Linked DNA regions of Mus musculus: region 2 is linked to region 1. The links are chromatin contacts, found by Hi-C or POLR2A ChIA-PET in ENCODE. All regions are on one chromosome and are shown on one strand. Each heading gives the region's core, a stretch centred on a gene start or an enhancer-like site at or near the end of the contact. The rest is flanking DNA. Distances are from core to core; before and after follow the strand shown. Region 1 overlaps Wwtr1 (WW domain containing transcription regulator 1). Region 2 holds the start of Wwtr1 (WW domain containing transcription regulator 1).

Evidence for each region. A loop is a pair of places that touch in the nucleus more often than their neighbours do. ChIA-PET counts read pairs that join two places held with the same protein, here RNA polymerase II (POLR2A).
Region 2: a loop to region 1 is called in a map of heart, with 2.3 times the contacts of the local background. The contact joins the promoter of Wwtr1 here to the enhancer-like site in region 1. A Hi-C loop is called at or near these places in 5 of 37 maps with a recorded cell type or tissue (all heart). POLR2A ChIA-PET finds 5 or more read pairs at or near these places in 4 of 5 experiments (Patski and embryonic stem cell).

Annotation. Positions count from the first base shown.
Region 1 is chr3:57,529,281-57,535,719 of GRCm38, forward strand. All of the region lies in intron 2 of Wwtr1 (WW domain containing transcription regulator 1), which reads right to left. It also overlaps the pseudogene Gm16016. Among named protein-coding and RNA genes, the nearest start is that of Wwtr1, 43 kb to the right of the region's middle. Within about 2 kb of position 3,876, at least 1 of the 3 ENCODE cell types and tissues checked has a DNase peak (open chromatin) inside an H3K27ac peak, as active enhancers do; it is heart, where a contact is called at or near this core.
Region 2 is chr3:57,574,387-57,580,726 of GRCm38, forward strand. Wwtr1 (WW domain containing transcription regulator 1) reads right to left here and starts at 1,490. Exons shown (of 7, transcript NM_133784.3): 1 at 1,215-1,490; 2 at 437-871. The coding sequence starts at 867.

The DNA of each region.
Region 1 (6,439 bases), core at 2,626-5,125:
TTGTAAATTAAGGTCCTTGCTCCATTTAAAACTGATCTTTTGCGGGTAACAAGTGCAGATCAAGCTTCACTTTCTGCAGGTAGAGGCCCAGTCTCCCCAAATCCATCTGTGGGAAAGGCTGTCCCTCCCTTCTTCTGATGTGTTCCTGAAGCCTCGGCCAAATATTAGGAGCTACTGTGTGGGATGGTTTTCCTAGGTCCTCTATTTCACTCCATTGGTTTACATGTCCGTTTTTAGACCAGCACCACACTGTCTTTGTCAACATGACTGTGGTATAATTTAAGGTCAAGTATTTTCCATACCTCCAGTGACACCCCTTCTGTTTAAATAGCTTTGGCTATCTGTGCTTCCCAGTTTGATATTAATTTTAGGGTCTTTTTTTGTTCTCTTTTGGTGTTTTCTCTCTTTCTTTCTTTCTTTCTTTCTTTCTTTCTGTGAAAACCGTCAACTAGACTCGTGATACAAATTGCGGTAACTCTGTAGATTACTTTGGTAGAAGAGGCATTCTCAGTATTATTTCTGGCACTCCAGGAGCATGAAAGGTTTTTCCATCATCTAGTGCCTTCAATGTCTTTCCTTGGTGTGTTAAAGTTTTCACAATAGCAGCACTTCATTGACTATGCACACTTTTGTTTTAAGCTTTTTTTTTTCTCCCCCTTAATTTCTCTCTCAGCAAATTCATTCTTGACATAGAGTTTTTTGTTTGGTTAGATGGTAGGTTTTTGTTTCTAATGTATGAATATTACCTGCCTGTATGTATTTGCATGTGGTCATGCATGCATGGCACCCACACAGACATCAGAACCCCTGGAGTTACAAAAGGTTGCTAGCTACTATAGCTGTGTCTATGTTGTGTCCCCCAGCAAATAAGTGACCAAACTTTCCCCAGGGAGGGAGTTAGGCTCTGAAGAGATATAGAATGTTGGCCCTTTGTTGTGCTGGATGAATGCTGCACAGGGTTCCACTGCATAATTCCAGCGATACACATAGTCCACTCCCCAGCAATGGTGAGAGAAAGGCAGCCATTTTCTCTTCCTGGTTGTCTCAGGCCTGAATTCCCTGACCACACTTACACATACCCTTGAGCTTGTCCTACTCCAGTTCACTCTGCAACACCTCTGTGTCTGATATTTCAAGTGCTATGAGATGGTCACAAGCACACAGCTAGCACTGATTAGTTGGGTGGCTATGGTGGCGCTGGCAGCAGCAGTGGTGGGCACCTGGGTCGTCCATCAGTGGGCGTTCTCTGGCATGCACAACAAATGCTGGTTGGCCAGTAAGGAAACTGATGAGGACAGCTTGGTGCAATAACCCTGCTCCCTCTCTTAACTATATTCACCCACTCCTCAGGTGTAGCTTCTAACTTGCAGTCTCACCCAGATCTCTGCAGAGTGCTGATGAACTGACTTGGATATCAGAAGAAAGGTCTTTATTTTTGTTTTGTTTTGTTTTAACAGTGTCTTGTCATATTGCCCAGTCTAACCTTAAAACTGTTATGTAACCCAGGCCAACCTGAAACTCAACAATCTTCCTGCCTCGGCTTCCTACATGTTTGAATCACAGGTCTGTACCACCATACCTAGCAGAAGGAAGGTTTGACTAAGCCAGGTTCACAGGCTGAAGTATGTAGTAGTATAACTAATTAACAACAGATGGTTCTTGTTGCTTTGCTGTCTCAAAAGGGTACACTTACTGGTTCCCATGGCAGAAAACAGCGAGCAAATAATCAAGTATAGCAGTGAAGTTCAAGAAGCCAGCCAGTACCAATTAGGGGCTCTGTGCCCAGGAAATCCCACCACCAGACAGACACTGTCTGCAAATGGCTGGGAAGTATGGTCTGGTGCCATCAAAAACAAATGAAAAGCAGGATTTGGTTAAGTATTTGCCCAGGGAAAAACCTTACCAAAATAAAGGAAAAGTGTCCACTGGCTGCCAACTGAACTCAGTTGAAAAGAAGGGTCTGTCCATTATAGCCAATCCTCCAACTATTTAAACAGTGTTGGGTGGAAAGAAGACTTAAAATTCTGCCAACTCTGTCAGTGTACTGACTTCCTGAATAAAAAATACTCAACACTATCATTAAAAGGTAAAACATGCCAAGATAATGTGTGTATTCTGGAGAGATACAAGAAATTACAACAGGGATGCTTCATTTTGTTTAAAAACATCAAATTTTCCAGCGTTGGGACAATGAAAAGGCAACAAACTCTATACTGCATGGTAATAAAACCGGCAAGGGATAACACTTTCAAACACTAATATTGCTACCAAAGAGCAATAGCAATAACTAAGATTTCAGACATACCATAGTCTCCTAGGCAAATATAACTGGGTACCGTAAGCAAAGTGCTTAGAGCCTTATAAGCCTATCATCAGCTAAGTCGACAAAATCAAAAGGGAAACAAGGAGCCTGCCAAGCCTATACTAAAACAACTATGCCTTCTCTATCCTTCTCAGCCAGCCAAAACTGGGGTCCCAGGCCCCTTAGATTTGACACTTAACTTACTTGAATGAGAACAGTAAAATGGACACAGGCCTGATACTCTCCCTCACTTCTTGGTTGAAATAAGGCCAATTGTTCTCAAGATGGGTCTCACTGGGGTTACTTATTTGATAACAATGATATCTCAATAACATATTGCTACAAGTCATGAAACTACCTATTTGAACTTTAATTGTAGGCATGCATAGTCAAGGGACATCAGGATACACACAGGGATATAGTCACAAGTTTGTGCTATTCATATGTCTGGGTAACATCTGCGAGACACAGACTACAGAATTGGTTTCCAGAAGCTGATAACTGATTTAAAAAAAAAAAAATGAATAATTTGGCACTTTCTACAAGAGCTGTGGCCTGCCTAAGTAATTATGACATTTACACAACATTTTTTTTAAAGGCGGAGTCTTAGGTGGCTCAGCCTGGACTAGAATTCACCTTAAGCTCTGCTTGCTACCTCCAGCCTCCAGGGTTACAGATTATAGACATGCACTTCCAAAACCCAGCTATAGCTTCTATGTTCTATCTCTAGGAATGCTTACCCTTGAAGCCCAGCCACCATGCCATAATGGAGCTCAAGCAATCAGAGAGAAGCCCAGAAAAGAAGAAACCAATGAACCCAGTTAGCAGCCACTTTGAAACAGATACTGCTGCCACTCCAAAGATACTGTGTGGAGCAACACATGGATAAATCTATACAAATGCAAGAACCTATACAAATGACAGACTTGTGAGAGCAGACTAACGTCATTTTAAAACCAACACCCCAGTCCTTAGTATCTCAGAACACAGAACAACGCTCAGGTTCTAATGAAGCAATATTCCTACATTCAAAAATACACAAATGTTAAGAAGTGGGTACTATTTCAAAAGAAACAACACAAATGACCCATCATGACCTAAAGTGGAAACTTAAGGGTTCTTTGAAGAGTCGGTTGTATTGGATGGTGTTTTGCCGAAGCAAACACATAAGAGTGTTTTCTTGAAGTGGACACAGTTGAAAGACTAAGGCAGATTCCTGAAGGAACACAGAAGCAGACACAGGAGAGAGGATGCTATGCTAAAGCAAGCACATGAAAGGACACGTGATGAAGGATTCTTTGCTAACAACTCGAATGCACTGGTCCACCTTACATTTCGTAATTAAGCTGCATTTGTCTGGACTCGGAGGACTCAGGCTGATTGGATGCACATGCTGAGGAAAGACACAAAATGTTTGGAGGGTATAAATGAGACCCCACAGAGTGATGGAGTGACAGAGACAGAGTGTGGCTTGCTGGTACAGCTAGCTGTGCAACGCTTGTGGGTCTCGAGTCTTCGCTGATCTTAGCTTCCCTGAACGAGGCACAGCTGAGAACTTCTCCTGGTGTTCCTGTTGGTCCCTCCTACTGACTGGAGCCAAGGCTAAGGCCTGGCTGTCTCTGCTAGGTCTTATCACTGCTGTTGTTGCTAAGCCAACTCTACCAAACAGAACTACTGGTGTATCCATGAAGTGTTTGCGAGTGGATCGAGCTGCTGTGGCTGCTACCTACTAACCTATGAACTGAACTGCTGATTTGTAGACAACACAAACAGGAGTTGCTCCAAAGAACCATTTCTAAACAAGCCCACTTCCCTGTATCCTTTCTTTTCCACTACCTCTGGTGGGTCGTGGACCACAAGGGAGGTTAAAGCGTTTAAGCACTATCATTATAAATAAGGTTTGAAAAAAATTCAAGTTACAATGACCAGTTCCCCTTTTCTTGAGACTGTATGATCACATACTCCTCAAAGCTTTCCAGTAGCTAATACCTAGTTTTTCTTGAGTTCACCGTCAGCCCAAATACTCCCAAAACTAATATGTTCCAAATCTCCATCCTTTAATATCCTGTAAACAAAACTGCAAGTACCATAGATTCTGACTTAAAATACTGGGCTTAAAAAAAAATTATTAGATCTATTTCTCGCATCAAGTAGTTTAGGGGAGGGGACAAAGTAACAACAAAGCCTTCTCAGAGGAGGAGGGGTGGGGAAATGTCTCCACAGAGCTGTGAGAGAAGCTCTGGTACACTGAAGGCAGAGTTCAGTAGAAAGTTTCATCATTTTTATCGTCCACCATCGCGTAAGAGGACATTTAGAATCCTCTGTGTGCTCCGAGTGAGCATTCACAAGTCTTTCAGCTCTTTCGGAGCAAGCTAAGTACTCGGAGGAAAGAACAGCTAAGGCTCCAAGAACAGAGGCAATCTGATGCATTCTTCTGCCAGTTTTCCTTTCAGCCTCAGTCTGGAGACATTTTGAAATGCCAGCAGTCAGACTGGGTCATAAGTGATTAGAGACGTTACATCAGAAAGCGGAAGCCCTCGATAGGAACTGAAATAAGAACATTAGCATAAAGCAGGTTTATTTTAGACAGGGTCTCAATGTGTAGCCTTGGCTGGCCTTGAACTCGCTATGTAAACCAGGGCTGCCCTTGAACTTAGAGATCCACCTGCTTCTGCCTCCATAGCTGCCATTAAACAACTCTGAAGGGATCACTAAATCCTTCAGGTGGCTAATCAGCTCACCACTGTTAAAGGTAACGGGGCCAGTGCTCAAGGATTTTTTTATAAGAAAAGCTAGATTTTTAAAGCCAAAACTAACCAGGCTCCTTTCTACTCTGGACGGCACATGTAAAAATCTACCTATAGCCTTCAAAACATACTAACTTTGGGCTAAAGTTTTAAAAGTTGGTTAAGAACCCATGAGGGCATATGAAGCTTTCCTGGGAAGGAGTGGGTTACCAGCAGCCAGTCTCCCTTTGTCTCTACCCACCCTGGACTATAAGCACGTCTCCTCACTCGGGCCCTCTGGCTTCCCACCAAGTCCTTGGGAACCAATTTACTAAGTCAGTCAAGAAACCAGCTTCTATGAAGTAATAAAGGAACATGGAGTTCATGACTGAAATCAAGCTGGGCCGAGACATAAAGGGGCTTTTGTTAATAACTGTACAAGGGAACACACATGAAGAGACGCTTCACAAGGAATTCTGACGTCATAATTAAGATTTATGAAGAATTGTCAGCGAATGTCTCAAACACAAGGGGAAGTTCACATGAAAATACTGCTTTATAATTTCTTTAGCTAAAATATAATTCAAAGGACAGTTACTTCCTAATAATGCTAATAATTATAAGGCAGGGGGGTTCTCCCCCTCCTTCCCATAATTATATTCCCTTCCCAATCCCCATTCCATTTCAGTCTCTGGAAACTCTGAAGTAGAGCCATGAACCACCCCACTGACAAAATCATGAAAGCAATGACATTTTTCTATTCCGCACAGAAAGTTTTTGTGTTACACGGTTTTCATTGTTCACGTCCTTACTGATGCAGAAAATCAACTGACATTTTTCTCCTAATAATGATTGGATTATGAGATAATGTCAGTGGGGAAAGAAATGCTGTTGTGGTAACAATACTTCTGTGGTGTTAGTAAATGTCACATACAAGAAGTCAGCCGAGAGGCTGCACAGATCTGTGACACACACGCATTCTCTATATCCAAGGTCAGGGATGGGATACTGCTACGGCTACAGGCTTTAGGGCGCATCCACAACACACTATGAGTTGGAGAACATACTCAAAGAGCAGAAGACTTCCATACTTTATAAGCAGCAATAGTACTACTGACAGTGATATATGTAAAATATTCGCACTTTATAACATGAAACCCATTTGTTTTAGATCCTCCTAATCTTTGTTCCACGTTCTAGTACTACTGTCCTGCTTTATAGGTGAAGAAATTTGAGTCTCAGAAGCTCTGTAATTTGCCTAAAATTGTTGCCAGACCAAGACTGGAGCCTAACTCCCTGCGATATAGGGCCTGCTCCCTGAAGCTCACAACGTGCAGTTCTCACCCCCATCCCACACACACTACACAGGTTCTTAAGGGCCTCACAAGAGTTTGTAGGGCGCCTAAACTAG
Region 2 (6,340 bases), core at 240-2,739, 43 kb after region 1:
TCCGGTTTGCTTTTCCTGAGTGACTGAAGAACCCAGACCACCTACTCACCTGGCTGTGAGCTAGCTAACTTAAGTGAAGGCGCTAAGGGCCTAAGACCCAGATTTAGGCCAAAGTCGCTCAAAATTCCTTTCCCCAAGTTTAAGTTTTCCAATGGCCTGGATCTCTTAGGGCTTAAGCAGTTTCCACTTCATGAAACGTTCTCTGTTCTAGTCAAGTACAACTCCCAGAGATTCATCCCCTACTTTTTTATCTTAGCAGATCTCTGAAGCACCTTGGAAGAGTCAGTCTCTCAGTCTCTCTCTGTCTCTCTCTCTCTGTCTCTGTCTCTCTTTCACACACACACACACACACACACACACACACACACACACGCCACGAACACACGAGCGTCCAGGGCATCACAACTTTGCCCCTCTTGACTGCCGGCAGACTTACTTAAGGAAGTATCTCTGGCCAGTGGCCGTGAAGGTCATCTCCCACCCGGGGGGCAACGGCAGCTCGTCGGTCACGTCATAGGACTGCTGGCGGAGATGTGCATGCTGCTGTGCAGGGCCTCCAGCGGCTCCCGCACCGGTGCCCAGCTGCAGGGATGCGGGCGACGAGTGCGAGCGGACGTGCTGCGCGCCGCCAGCTAGTCGAGGCCCCGGGTGGCCGCCTGATGAGTCTGTGCTGGATTGGCGCGAGTGCGAGCCGGAATCGGGCTCCTTAAAGAAGGACTCCGGGAGGATCTTTTTCCGCCATGAGCTGGGCTTGGGGTTCATGACAGAGTTGAAGAGGGCTTCGAGGTCGGTGTCCAGGTCCTGCGTGACGTGGATGACTTGCTGCCCTGGCGGCGGGAGCGGATGGGGCACCGAGGACGGATTCATCTTTCTACAAGAAAAAAGAAAGATCAGATCAGCCTTTTGGTGCAAGTCAGAGGAGGAGGGGGTAGTCCCGGGGAAGGACAGAGAGAACCTAGAGACAGTTAGGTATGGGTCCAGGGACCAGCCGGTGGGGGAGGGGGCGCCCCTGGCCTCCGAGATTATGCAACTTTCCCGCAACAGAGAAGCTCCCCTGAGCAGGCAGCCGCGGGAGGAAGGGGGGGGGGGGTGCCTGCACCAGACCCAGTCGCAGCTTCCCCTGCCCAATACCCCCACCGGCAACCCCAGGCGTCCCGACTGCGGTCGTCTAAGAGCCGGACGCCACAGAGGGTGCGGGGCGCGGCGGGAGCTACCTGGGGACTCGGGGAAGCCAAGCCTGGGCGCCTCCCGAACTGACGAGCTGGAACCCGGTCCCGGCTGGCAGATCCCGAGCGGATTCCCAGCAGCCGAAGGCTTATCCTCTTACATCCCCGGAACCGGCCTCGGGCGCTCCCACTGCGCGAGGAGGCGACAGAGAAGACGTAGACGAGCGCAGCCGCCGCGGCTCCCGGACTGTCCCATAAACAAAGTTTGAAGCAAACTCCCACCCTTAGGAAAGAGGCGGGCCGAAAGTGGAGCTGTTGAATTATGCATGACCTCCTGGCCGGAGCCAGCCTGCCCCACGCCCCTCCTCTTCCTCCTCCTCCCACCCTAGCCCGGCTGGCGGGGGTGGGCTGGGCACTTCGCAGCTCGGGAGAGACCGTGCCCCCGCCCCGCCGCGCCGCTCCGACCTCTCCCGCCGAGCGCCTATCTGCATTCCTTTGAGTTTACCACTGACTTGGGGCGGGATCAAAGAGAAAATGGTTCAAGCCTGTTAAATCAAGGGGTTATGGACAAAAACCAAATCGGAGAATAACGGAGGGCCCTCGGTTGAGGGTCCAAGGCCCAGAATGAGTCTGTCCTGAGCGCTTGCCCTCGTCTTAAGGGGAGCGCCCAGCACCCGGAATGTGGCACGGGGCGCGGATCTGCCAGAGGTCGGACCGGGGCGCACCCTGGCTCAGGGAGACACCCGCGAGGCCAGACTTTCCACGGAAGGCTGCTTAACGCTTGTGACCATATTTGGTCTGCTGGGGAGACAACTTGGCTGTTTGGCTTTCAGTTGTCTGCGAGACGGTTTCCCAAAAAGTGCCGCTGTTGCTGAAGATGCGGCTTCACCGAGGAGTCGATTGTAAACTACCAACTTTCAAGCCTTTCATCAATCCTTAGAAGGCCGAGACAAAGCTGCGTTCTAGAAGGCCAAGCAATTGCGCCCCCTTCCCTCCTCCCGCGGCGTTTGCGAGGGTAGTGGGAGGATTGGAATGTCCCTGGGTCGCTCTAGGGAGCCTGGAACTGGAATGGAACAGGGGCAGGTGGCTAGGATAGAGAGGGTGTGCCAGTGACCCGGAAAAAGCCACACAGCCTCCCACCCGACTGGACATGGGCCAGAGGTGGAGACCCCAGCCTTTGGAGAGAGGAGGTCTGGCCTGGTAAGACAGCTGCCGGGAAGAGGGAGGAGGCCTTGCCCTTCCCACTGCCAGCTGCTCAACTATTCCTTCTCTCCAAGAAAGGGTGGCTGCTTTTTAAGTTACATTCCAGAAAGCCCCTACCCGACCCACAGATTCTAATAGACAAGTTTATTAGATAGGTTAAATGAGGCAATACACGCAAAGCACTTTGCTTAGCCAAGGCTGCATGGAAGTTTGTCAGCAGAATTGTATCAAATGCAGGCACTGTGCCTCACCATATTAAAGAGAGACATAAAAGTCAAAATTAAATCCACAGTTGACAGTGCTACAGGAAAATGAAGACAACTGTGACCTAACAGCAAGGTGAAGGGACAAATGCAAGCCACTCCATCATTTTTACTTTAAGACAGAAGAGAGAACAAAACTGTGGCTCAGCTGGAAAAGATCCTTTCAGGCAATTCTGACAACCTGAGTTCGAATCCCACACACTACATGGTAGAAGGAGAGAACCAACTCTAGCCCCCACATGAGCCCCCAACACATTTTTTTTTAATTTTGAGACCATCTTTGATTAGCTGTGTCCTATCCCAGTACCCATACATGAGCTGTGACTCCAGGTCCCTTACAGACTTTTCCCAAAATGGCAAGTGGTCTTATACTAAGGCCTCTTGAACTTTTTCAATCATGACCCCTTTTTGCCTGAAAAACTATCTATCTGACCCTAATCTATATTTGTATAAAATAGGTAAGAATCAAACATTTACTGATAATCATAAATTGATTTTAAAATAATTCATTCCTGGGCATATATAAAATTTTGCCGTTCATTAAAGATAATAAGATATGCTTTGGGCTAGGACTATAGTTCAGTGGCAGAGCACTTGCCTGGGATCATTCCCTAGTAATAATAAGTGCTAAACAAATGTGATGGTTCCCATATACAGAATTAAACCCTGACTCTTTTTTTTTTTCTTTTTTTTTTTTTTTTTTTTTTTTTTTTTTTTGGTTTTTCGAGGCAGGGTTTCTCTGTGTAGCCTTGGCTGTCCTGGAACTCACTTTGTAGACCTGGCTGGCCTCAAACTCAGAGATCCACCTGTCTCTGCCTCCCAAGTGCTGGGATTAAACGTGTGCTCCACCACGCCCGGCTAATCCTGACTCTTTGATACTACAGGACATAGGGTGCCTTCAACATTTTTCACCTTTTTTATTTTATAATTGCTAGTCCTGAGACTGGTGTTGTACAAAATGGCAGAAGTATGTTTAGGGCCATCTCAGAAACTATTGGAAGTTCTGTCCTAGGTCCAAGCCAATATTTCATTTAATGATTTTTTTTTTTTTGTAATGAAAGTCAAGTCAGCAACTCAGTCATTTCCAACATCAAACATCCTAACCAAAATATATGTTAATGTATACATACTGAGGAATGAAGGTAGAAAAATATTGTCTATTTTCCATAATTAAATCATTTTCTGTAAAAGCACAGTGCTGTATGCCCAGTAAGACCACAATTCAAATCTGAGCAGTACTATTTCAGGCAGCTCTCCTTGGTGTTGTGTAGTGTGCCCAGAACAAAGTACACATGTTAAACATGTATGTTCAGAACCAAGAGTACAGTGAAGTCTCAAGATGCCACACAAACAAGTATTACCAACGATGAAAATCATGTTTGATTTTGAATTAATTTTTGGTTCTGTGCATGTAATCTAAAAACTATTTTTCTTGAGACAGGGTTTCTCTATAGCCCTGGCTATGTCCTGGAACTCAGTGATCTGCCTGCTTCTGCCTCTCACAGTTGCCAAATCTTTCACGACCCCTGCTCCACAATAAATTACACAACCCATGTGAGTTCACAACCCAGAGTTTAAGAGGATCTGCTTCAAACAGAGAAAGGCACCTGGATCACCTACCAAGATAAGCAGGGCTGGTTGCTTCCAGTAATCTGAAACTGCTGATTCCAGAAACAAGTCCTCTCTTCAAAGGACAGAGAGAAAGGGGGAACGAACGCTGCTGAGGCTCCTTGCCTTGGAAACAGAATCTTTGCAAGAGGGAGGGAATGAACTGTGGAGCTGGAGGAAGCAAAGTGCCTGGGATGGAAAGGTTACCAATTCAGAAGCTGCTGTGCTGCTGTGAGGATGTCCAAGGCCAGTCCCATTCCAGGAAGGTTCTTATCTCAAAGAGGTGAATAGGGCTTGAGATCAGATAAATAAGGATGCAGTCTTTATTCCTTGCTAAGTCTCAAACAGCAGTGAACCCAGGCGTAAGTTAGAAATCGTTGCTAACTCAAAAACTTCCCATTCCTAAACACATGCAATCAATCATTCATCATAGGGCAGGCACACTGGCATACATTTGTAGTCTAAGGCTGAGGCAGAAGAATCTATCACTTGAGCCTAGTAGTTCCAGGCCAGACTGCATAGCATAAGGAGACCTTGTCTTAATAAATAAATAACCTGATAGTATATGCATCAATGAAATATGCTGCTATCCCAATCTTTCCAACAATAATAACTTAAACGACAGCTATCTTAACTATCAGGTCCAGGTACTGGCGTACCAGGTGTGCTGCTGGCAAACCTGTGTTGGATTTTTTTTTTAAATTGATTCTTGATCTGGAAAAGCCAATTTCACTGCAGGCAAAACTAACCCTAAACTGGTGGTCCTAGGTGCTATAAGATACCAGTGTTCTTCAGTTCCTACCTTGAGTTCCTGCTGTATCTTCTCAAGATGATGGGAAGCTGTAAAATGAAATAAGCTCTTTCCTCCCCAAGTTGACTTGAGTCATAGTGTTTTATCACAACAACAGAAAACTTAACTAAGTTTAAGTATGACTCCTTTGCTTTGGTGTAGTAGTGACCACCTTTAATCTCAGCATTTTGGGACAGAAGCAGGTAAATTTACAGAGTAAATTCAAGGCCAGCCTGGTCTACATAGTGAGTTCCAGGATAGCTAATGATACATAACGACACTGTCTCAAAAGAAAAAAAAAAAGTATAATTCTTCAGTCACCCTAGTCACTTCAGACACTCAAGCACTCTAGTTCTTTGCTTTCTCTTTGTAATTTCAGGAAAATAGTACTATACCAACTTTGCAAAATCCCACATTTAGGGCCAGGAATGGAACAAGAACAAGCCAGCTTAATCCATGCATGGATGGGAGAAGGGTCCATGAAGCCTTATGCTAGCTGAGAAACTATTGGGAGTTGGTGGCTGCTGGGGGAGAAAGAGCCAGTTTTCTTCATGGATGTGTAGCCTAAGAGGCTGTACTGAATGACCCTACACCCATGTATGTACAGGCAGCATCAGGTAGAATTAGTCAGCTTAAAAGAAGACTCATGGGGCTGGAGAGATGGCTCAGCGGTTAAGAGCACTGACTGCTCTTCTAAAGGTCCTGAGTTCAAATCCCAACAACCACATGGTGGATTATAATTATCTGTAATGGGATCCGATGCCCTCTTCTGGTGTGTCTGGAGAGAGCAATGGTGTACTCATATACATTAAATAAATAAATAAATAAATAAATAAATAAATAAATAAATCTCTTAAAAGAAGATGAATGGAAAGGAGGGGAAAAGTGGAGAAGAGGGATTGGAGGTGATTTGATCAAAACATTATATATAAGTATGAAATTCTCAAATAACAAAAATGAGCCAATCATGAAGGTGTACTTCAGTTTGTAGAATACTTCCCTCCACCTCAATACCCTATTAGCAGATAAAACCTGGCCTCGTAGGACAGAACTGTAGTCCTGAAACTGGCGAGATGGAGGCAGGAAAATCAGAATATGATGGTCCCCTTGAGCTATGGTGTGACTTGCTTGGGCCACACGAAACTCTGTCTAAAAATAAAAGAGATCCTGCGGGAACAGTGACTCACCCCCTAGCCCTAGCACCTCAGAGCCCGAGGCAGCGGATTGCCAAAACTTCTAGACTAGCCTGGGCTACAGAACAAGACAACTCAAAACAACAATAGGAAGAAGAGGAAAGCAAATGTTGTTTC